3 separate regions of the Homo sapiens genome follow, and regions 2 and 3 are each linked to region 1. A link is a contact called in ENCODE Hi-C or POLR2A ChIA-PET data. All regions are on one chromosome and are shown on one strand. The core of a region is the stretch at or near the end of the contact, and the rest is flanking DNA. Distances in the headings are between cores, read along the strand shown. Region 1 holds the start of SEMA6D (semaphorin 6D). Region 2 overlaps SEMA6D (semaphorin 6D). Region 3 has its middle 51 kb from the start of SEMA6D.

Evidence for each region. Hi-C counts contacts between places; a loop is a spot of excess contacts on that map. ChIA-PET counts read pairs that join two places held with the same protein, here RNA polymerase II (POLR2A). Pooled maps may share reads with other maps.
Region 2: a map of psoas muscle shows a loop between it and region 1 (2.8-fold over the local background). The contact joins the enhancer-like site here to the promoter of SEMA6D in region 1. A Hi-C loop is called at or near these places in 9 of 168 maps with a recorded cell type or tissue (IMR-90, Right ventricle myocardium inferior, aorta and 5 more), 1 of 37 single-sample maps with no recorded cell type and 10 of 50 pooled maps. POLR2A ChIA-PET finds 5 or more read pairs at or near these places in 6 of 52 experiments (A673, AG04450, HEK293 and 3 more).
Region 3: a loop to region 1 is called in a map of endothelial cell of umbilical vein, with 5 times the contacts of the local background. The contact joins the enhancer-like site here to the promoter of SEMA6D in region 1. A Hi-C loop is called at or near these places in 5 of 168 maps with a recorded cell type or tissue (DLD1, astrocyte of the cerebellum, endothelial cell of hepatic sinusoid and 2 more) and 2 of 50 pooled maps. POLR2A ChIA-PET finds 5 or more read pairs at or near these places in 5 of 52 experiments (AG04450, K562, Panc1 and 2 more).

What each region holds. Positions count from the first base shown.
Region 1 is chr15:47,716,103-47,718,802 of GRCh38, reverse strand. It overlaps SEMA6D (semaphorin 6D), which reads right to left and starts at 1,298. Exons shown (of 19, transcript NM_001358351.3): 1 at 1,111-1,298. RefSeq lists a silencer at 1,177-1,471.
Region 2 is chr15:47,755,729-47,758,550 of GRCh38, reverse strand. All of the region lies in intron 1 of SEMA6D (semaphorin 6D), which reads right to left. Among named protein-coding and RNA genes, the nearest start is that of SEMA6D, 40 kb to the right of the region's middle. Within about 2 kb of position 1,455, at least 2 of the 41 ENCODE cell types and tissues checked have a DNase peak (open chromatin) inside an H3K27ac peak, as active enhancers do; they include gastrocnemius medialis and psoas muscle, where a contact is called at or near this core.
Region 3 is chr15:47,665,004-47,667,703 of GRCh38, reverse strand. It overlaps a transcript of SEMA6D not described here. Among named protein-coding and RNA genes, the nearest start is that of SEMA6D, 51 kb to the left of the region's middle. Within about 2 kb of position 1,408, at least 4 of the 41 ENCODE cell types and tissues checked have a DNase peak (open chromatin) inside an H3K27ac peak, as active enhancers do; they include endothelial cell of umbilical vein, where a contact is called at or near this core.

The sequences.
Region 1 (2,700 bases), core at 49-2,548:
TCTCGTTGCCGGAGAAGGGGCTCAGCAAAATTGACTCTTCCTTATTTGTTTCCATCCATAATTGATGGGGAGATGAGAACGTAACACATCTCAGCACCGAGCTCTTGTCGCCTGGCGGAGACCCTGTCCAAGACGCTTCCGTAAAGCATTTCCAGTCGGGGAACAAAGCACGGAAAGTTGCTGGGTAGAGCGGCCGGGAGGAGACACCGGGAGCCGGGTGGGCGGTGGGGTGGCCGGTGGGCTGCTCCGGGCCCGGGAGTCCGCCCGCAGCGCGCTCTGCCAGTAAGGGGAGAGGGACGGTGGGAAGCGGCCGCCCTCCGGGCCTGGGCCGGGGATGGGGATGGCCAAGTCACCCGAGCTCCCGCCCCTCGCCGGCAGGCACTACCCGGGGGCCGTGCAATCCGGGCGCTCACTGACAGGTATCCTACGCCCGCGAGGGGCTGCTCCGGCCTCAACTGCGGCGCTGCGCCCCTTCTCCAGGACGCAGGCTAATGCTCGCCCGCCCGCTCCTAGCCGGGCGCAGAGCTGCCAGACCCCGGGCGTCCCAGCGTCCGCTCTGGGGCCAACGGGCGGGAGGGGGCGGCTAAGCCCGCAGGCGGCTCCTTCGGCCTTGGCTCAGCTCTCCCCGGCTGGCTCCTGGAGACGCTGTGCCCGGCAGAGAAGCAACCCCTGCTAACCCCAGCTATGTGCGGGGGACGCCGAGCTGGCTCTGCCTGGCAAGAAACTTTTACTTGATGCCCCCTCCGCTTTTTTTCCAAGGGGGTGCACAGTGGAGGAGGGCCTCCAAGTCCACTTGCCCCTCCCCCTAAGCCGCCAGCTTTGCCAGTTTTGACGCGTCCGCCAAACCTCTCTAGCCCTTTGCGCGTCCCTTGCACGGCAGGCAGAGAGAGCAGCTTGGAAAATAAATCAACTGTCCAGTGGCAACACACACACACACACACACACACACACACACACACACACACACACAGCGATTCGGGATCTCAGGTTCCGACCCCCACCGCGCGCACACACACACACACACACACACACACAGCGATTCGGGATCTCAGGTTCCGACCCCCACCGGGCGCCACAAGAGCATTAGCAAATTGTTGAAAACGGTCTTACCTCATTGGGGGGAGGCTGGTAAGAAAAAAGAAAAAGAAAAAAAAAAGCTTGCCACGCGCAAGGAAGAAAGAAAATAAAGAAAAATATTGTAAAAATAGATATCCCTCTGTCTCCTTAGGTCTTGGCTTCCTTGATAGAATCCTGAAACTCGCCACCACCCCTTGCAGCAGCAGCAGCAGCAGCGGGACAGAGCAGGAGCAAAACAAACCGATGCACGGCAAATGGTGTAATTCGATCCATCTCCAAGTCAATCCATCAGGCGAGCCGGAGCCTGGCTCCCTCCACGCACTCGGCAGCTCCCGGCGCGGGTCCCACCCCCGGGCACGGACGGCAGGAGGCGCGGCCGGCCGGGCGCGCTCGCCCTCGCGGGTGAACCGTGGCCAGCGCCGCCTGGAGGCCCCCACCCTGGCGCCGCGGCCCTGCTGACCCCTCGGTGGCCTCCGCGTCCCTCCTCTCCGGCGCTCTGCTGCGCACCCTCCCTCTCCCCACCTCTGAGTAGCTGCTCCTTCTAGCAACTCCCAGTGCCTCAGTCATCCAGCTCGCAGTGGGTGCTGCAGCCTGCGAAGCAACCTTTTCGATTCCCTCCCTCTTTCCCTCTCGCTCACTTCTTTCAGAGCTTTCCTCCAGAACCCAGAGGACAAATCACTGCAGCCCAGGAGAGCTGCGGGCGCAGTTGTTCCGTGAAGTTCTGCCTTAGTTTTCCAGTGTAAGATTTATTTTTTAAGCACATCTTTACAAACCCGCCCCCACATTACCCCCCCGCCCCCCATTTCTCTTTATAACCACTAAGCAAAACAGCTGGGAAGAAAGCAATCAAACATTGCTTTATCTTTATAAAATACAGAAATTGCCTACTAAAAATCCCATTTCTACTTTGAATGAAAGCCATTCTGTACAGTATAATTTTGCAGGCTAATGACCCGGTTTTACAGGCAAGTGTTTCATGTAATATGTTGTGGGAGAAATGAAAATGTCCTTGAAGTGACATCATTTAAAATTGACTGTCACAAATGAAAGGAAAAAAAAAGTCACATATTCCAAAACAAGAGGATTTTAATTCAAACTTCATTTCCAAGAACGGGCTGTGTTTTATTAATTTCCAGTTGAATTATGGATCACTGAGGGCTCTAAATGGCTAGAATGAACCATGATGCCCCTGTTTAAAGAAAAAGAAGAGAGCTTTTTCCGCCAAACTTAATTTTCATTTGAGTATGGTTAATTACCGTGAAAGAGAGAAGAGAGGGGCGCAGAAAGGACTTCCTTTCCTCAATGGTTCCTGCTTTCTCCCAAACACAGTTACATGTTTACATTTAGGAAAAATACCCTGGTCCTCGTTGTTTCTGAAACTTCCAAGGACAGCCTTGAAAAGGAACTCAAAAAAGACACCCCAAGCAACTGCTGCAGGACTCATCCGGAGAACTATTTCCTCCCTAGTTAACACTGTGTAACCCAAGGAAAGAAGGGGAGAGAAGGATGAGGAGTCTTTTAAAATATAGACTCTTTCCTGCTGTTCTTCCAATTAGAAGAAAAGAGTAGGGGGCGGAAAGAACAGCTTTGGCAACACAGCTCTGTGATTTTTTTCCTGTTGTT
Region 2 (2,822 bases), core at 206-2,705, 40 kb before region 1:
TGTTATTAGCTTATTAAAAAGATGAATTAGGGCCCTGTTGGGTCAATGAGATGGATATTTTTGTGAAGCTGTAAGTGTTCTACTTTGCAACAATAACACCCCCCCCTCAACCAAAACTGTCACTTGCAGCTACTGTTCTGAACAACAAAACATTTAGCTTTATCCTCAGTCTTACATATCTAAGAACTTTAGGAGAGATCATGAGAGTCACTGCAAATTCCAGGGGAGTCCAACCACTAAACCAGGTGTTTACTGTACCTTTTTTATGGACTTCAGGTGAAGCACACAGATATGCATGCTATCCAATGCTCTAAATATGTGTCTAACTAAAGTACAAGTCAAGTATATGTGAGTTTTAGAGTCCCAGTTTTTCAAAAAGAGAATAATATATTGCAGCAGTTTTTTTCGTGGATGATCAGTCCAGCAGTAAGTTCACATATTTAAACTGCCTTACAAAAAGCAGGTGGAATGGAAACTGTGCTGGCATCATTTTGTACTAAAGTTAAAAGAGTATGGACTTTGGAGTCAGTATGACTTGGGCATGGATGAAATTATACCACATATTAGCAAATTGGCCTGGGAACGTTCCTTCAATCTCTTTGAGCATTAGTTTCTTTATCTGTAAAATATGGATAATAGCACCTTCTCAGAGCGAAAAGGAAGCAAATGCCTGGCACATAGGAAATTCTGAGAAAAGTTAGACCTCTCTACCCATTTCCTACTGGAGAATCCTGGGTATGACCAGATTGACTTTAAGAGTCTCATAAGGGCCTGGGGAAAAGATATCCTAAAATATTAAGGTTATTTGGCCAGTTATTTTTCACAACTAGTTACTTTAGAGCACTAAAGGACTACTTATAGAATAAATTTTACAACTTGTTCCTATGTATTGGACCTGGAAAATAAAGTAACATAACAAAACAAAACAAAAAAGCAATCACCAACAATCCTACTATCCTACCTCAACAACCGCAATGATTTGGTTCTAGTTTTTTACTACAGCTACATGGTTTCCATTGTGCTGACAAGATGGTTTCGTGTTTACCTCTTCTTCTGAAGCAGTGTCTTCTTGTCTTGCTTTTCCATACTATTCTGATCACTTACAAAGACCTTCTAAAGTTGAAGTAGTATAAAAGTATAAAATGTTGCCTTAAGAACTAGATCCTGCTTTGACACCAGTCCCAAATATCATCCTCTAGATAGAAAATCACCGAATCTTTCTGCTGGATATCAGGAAAAATAATTAGAAATACCAATTAATCCCAAAGAAGTGTAGAAACATCTGCATTAAAACAAAAAGATCGTTCTGTGTCTCTTTCTCCTCCATGACAGGTAACTGAATGGTTCACATCAGGTAAGCAGAACATCCATGTCCCAGACAGCAGGGCGGGGAGGAGCCCTCACCAGGAAGAGTGTCTCTCAGCTGTGATCCCAGCACTGGGGCTGAGGATGGAATCACTGCTGACTCACTAGCAAGCACCAAGCTGCTGGCTGAGCTATCATTTCCTATAACTCATTCATCTGACACTGCAGAAAGCAATTTCTCCCCATGCCCCACCCCCTACCACTCTAATCCTCCCAAAATAAAGCCCTACCACTAACTGCTTCCTGTCTCTGCATAAAGCTGTATTTCTGAAAAAAAAAAAAAAAAAAATTACATTCAGACTTGCCATAGTAGTTATAAATGGAGGCATTTAATGTGATACATATTGCAAAAGCTGGGTGGGGGAGGGAAGAATCTGGAAATACCTGAAAGCAATGTACCAGGAAGGGGATGTCTTTGCATGTAAACCCCTCAGACTACTTAGCTCTGACTTTACATAAGAAGATATATCAGGAGTCCAGGGGTCAGTGAAATCATGATACTAGTTATGCTGAAAAAGGGCAGGCCAAGTAGCAGGATGAAATGTTGGAAAAAAACATGGATCTTGAGATTAGAAAAATCTGAGTTCAAACTTGCTTGTGCCATTTACTTCCTGGCTCTTGGGCCCTGTTTAAATTGACTTTATCTCTTTAAGCCTCAGTTTCATCAAATGTAAAATGGGAATAATTATCTTTATTACTTCATAGGCTCTGTTTAGGATTAAATGAGATAATCAGTATGAGGCATCTAACACAGAGCCTGCTCCGCAGTAAATCTTTAGTAAATTTTAACGAATATCATCATGTCTATTCTGGTTACGTCTTGTCTGGCAAAAAGGTGGAAAAAAAAAAAGCAATGTTCATTCCTTCATCTTGTACAACTATTTGCTAAACTGTTTATGTATACCATCCAAACAATGACAGGGGCATTCTTAGAGGATAAGGCACACCTTCACAGATGTACAGGCCTCCAAAAAAGAGGAAACCATCTTCCTCACACGCAAGCTTAGGGTAAAGAACATTCCTACATGAAGTCATTCCTGTTTGTGACACAGTCAGAGAGCCAGGATGCCTGACTAGCTATGTTTATTCAGTTTTTGGTATTTTATATGAACTTCTCCCATACATTCCTAATGTTAAATACTAAATATGATGAGGAAAGCTCTTAATGGGAGTTCAGAGCTGCCAGAACAACCAGGGCGTGAGTGACAGGATACTTGGGAGAAGGGAGGTACATGGAGCTTAGTCCCATACTCAGCATTTGATTTTACCTTATGGAGACTTGATGATTTTATATAATATTTATACTTATATTATTATACATAATATATTGTTATATTTATATTATATATTGTTATATTTTTATAATTTTATATTTGCTAATTTCATACAGCTTAAGGCTCTATAAAAATGAGAGTATAGCTATAAAGAAAAGTCAAATTTCTGGCAGTCACAAGTTT
Region 3 (2,700 bases), core at 159-2,658, 51 kb after region 1:
CCCTCCTGCCACGTGAGGACAGCAAGAAGATGGTCGTCTATCAGCCAGGAAGTGCACTCTCACCGGACATCAAGTCTTCCTTGGTCCTGGACTTCCCAGCCTCTGCAACTGTGAGAAATAAATTTCTATTGTTTATAAGCTACTCAGTTCATGGTATTTTGTTAGAACAGCCCGATCAGACTAAAACACTGTCTGAAGGATTATTTGATGGGAATACCGCAGAGGGGATAGTGTGTTCTCAGTACCTCTTATCAGAATGTATTTTCTCCAGCCCAAGTCGGCTGCCCTCTTCAGGCAGCCCTCTAGGAAGCCTGAGACCTGACGTGCTTGAGAATATGTGTAGCTCTATACAAATCTACGTGATTTTGTGTTTGAATGGTGTTTGTACTTACTCCTAGTGTTATGTACAATTACTTAGTGTTTCAGAAAATCAAAACTTGTTGATGATGGTGATGGTTCCAGTTATTCTTGCTTTATAACAAACCATTCCAGAATTTAATGGTGTAAAATAACTGTTTTCTTATGCCCACGGATTCTGTAGGTCAGGAATTTGGAAAGGCCATGGCAGAAGGGGCTTGGTTGTGCTCTGTGGTTTCTGGTGCTTCAGTAGGGAAGACGTGGAGGCTGACGGAATGGGTTGGCTCGCTGCTGGAATCTTCTGGAGGCTTCTGGACTCATATGCTGGATGGGTGGGCTCGTGTGACTCCAATGCTGAGTCCAGTCAGGACTACTGATTGGATTATCTACGAGTGGCCTCTCCATGTGGCTTGGGCACTCTCCCAGCATGGTGGCCTCAGGGTAGTTGGACATCCTACATGGTAACTTATTTAGGGTCGTGTAAGAGCCATGTGAAGGCCATGGGATGATAATTTGGAAAGCACTTTTCTTTCAAACACTTAAAATACATTTACATTGAGTAGCTTCATTTGCTGTTCATGTGAGGAACATACATTCCCTAGATGTAAAGAATAGGGAGAAAGAACAAAACAAGGAGGGAATTCTCAGGCGTGGATCACAGTGAGAGCAATTTAGCTGTATTTTGATAACTCTAAGAAAAAAATTCTGTAAGAACACAGAAATTCAGCACTGTAGTGTACCCACTTAGTGGTATATATACTCATGGTTATTGTCTGTCTTGCTCCCCCTACACAGCTCTGGTTTCAGAAAGATGCCATCAAACCAGTAAGGCTTGCTTTGTTTGAAAGCATTCTCTTAGTTGCAGTCTCCCCAATTCTCCTCCTAAATAAAAATCAAGTAGTTGGTGACTAAGCAGGAGATTATCCCTTCAATGTCACAATTTTGCCCTCAGCCAGGCTGGTCCTAAATATAATTCCTAGCACAATTACTCAACAGGGGCAAAATAGGGGTTTTCTTAGGGCAAGGCTCTTGCCATTACATATAGAGACGTGTCTGGGCCCAGCTTCCTGAAACAGGAAGGCAGTTTAATTTCTTGTTTCTTTTCACCGCCTCTTATGGCACAGTGAAGATGTAAACACTAGCTGAGCAGGAAATCTGAATAGAAGTTTGTACGCAAAACATTTTTGTAGGTTGAGATGTCATACAAAATTTCCTTTAACAGCTGGCTAAAAATTTCACCAGAAATGTTCGGGATGTCTGAACTCTCATGCTGCTGGGGATATCCATTATTATTGGCAAGCATCTAACTTTAGGATAGCAATGTTTTGCAGTCGAAGAATTGGGACACATGTCTAACAACAGAAAAAACCTGGAACTCCGAGTTTATTCTCAATACTCTTGTCTGTATTATTGCCAAATGCAGCCTCCTGAGGTTGTTTCTTCATCTGCAAAAATGGGAGTGTTATTGGTGATCTAATGCTGACTAGTTATTTTAGGCCAGTCACTATGAGTAAACTATTATTTATTTATTTTTTTGGAAACAGAGTCTTGCTCTGTCGCCCAGGCTGGAGTGCAGTGGCACGATCTTGGCTCACTGCAACCTCCACCTCCTGGGTTCAAGTGATTCTCCTGCCTCAGCCTCCTGAGTAGCTAGGATTACAGGCACATGTCACCATGCCCAGCTAATTTTTGTATTTTTAGTAGAGACGGGATTTCACCATGTTGGCCAGGATGGTCTCACACTCTTGACCTCAGGTGATCTGCCCACTTCAGCCTCCCAAAGTGCTGGGATTACAGGTGTGAGCCACCATGCCTGGATAAATATTTCTTAAATAGGGACTGAATGTATTTTGTCCAGCCCAAGTCTGCCCATGCCCTTTCTCTAACCATGACCTTATTATTTGATTAGTTGCTGTTCTGGCTTCCTGAAAAGCTTACAGGATAAAGAAAGACTGGAAGGGAAATGCAGAAAACAAAAGACAAAAGCATAAATAAAGATAGGAAAGGGAAGAAAAGGCAAGAAGAATGAAAAGGAAGATGGAAAGCAATAGTTTAGAACAATTAAACGTAGAGGAAATGATCTAAAGCTGCAAAGAAAAAAGAAAGAGAATAGATTTTCTTTGTCCCTGCTTTCTTCCTACTCAAGGGCTGATAATATCAAGCAAGAATCATTCCTACTATGACTTGAAGAAAGAAGTCAAATAAGAAACCCCACCAACTCAACAGGTACATGCTACCACTATAGGTATGTTTGACAGAGGAAGACATTAAAATAGGAAGAATAACGAGCCTCTGAAATATAAAAGAGGATCTTCTCGGTAATACTCAGCCTTGGAATTGTTA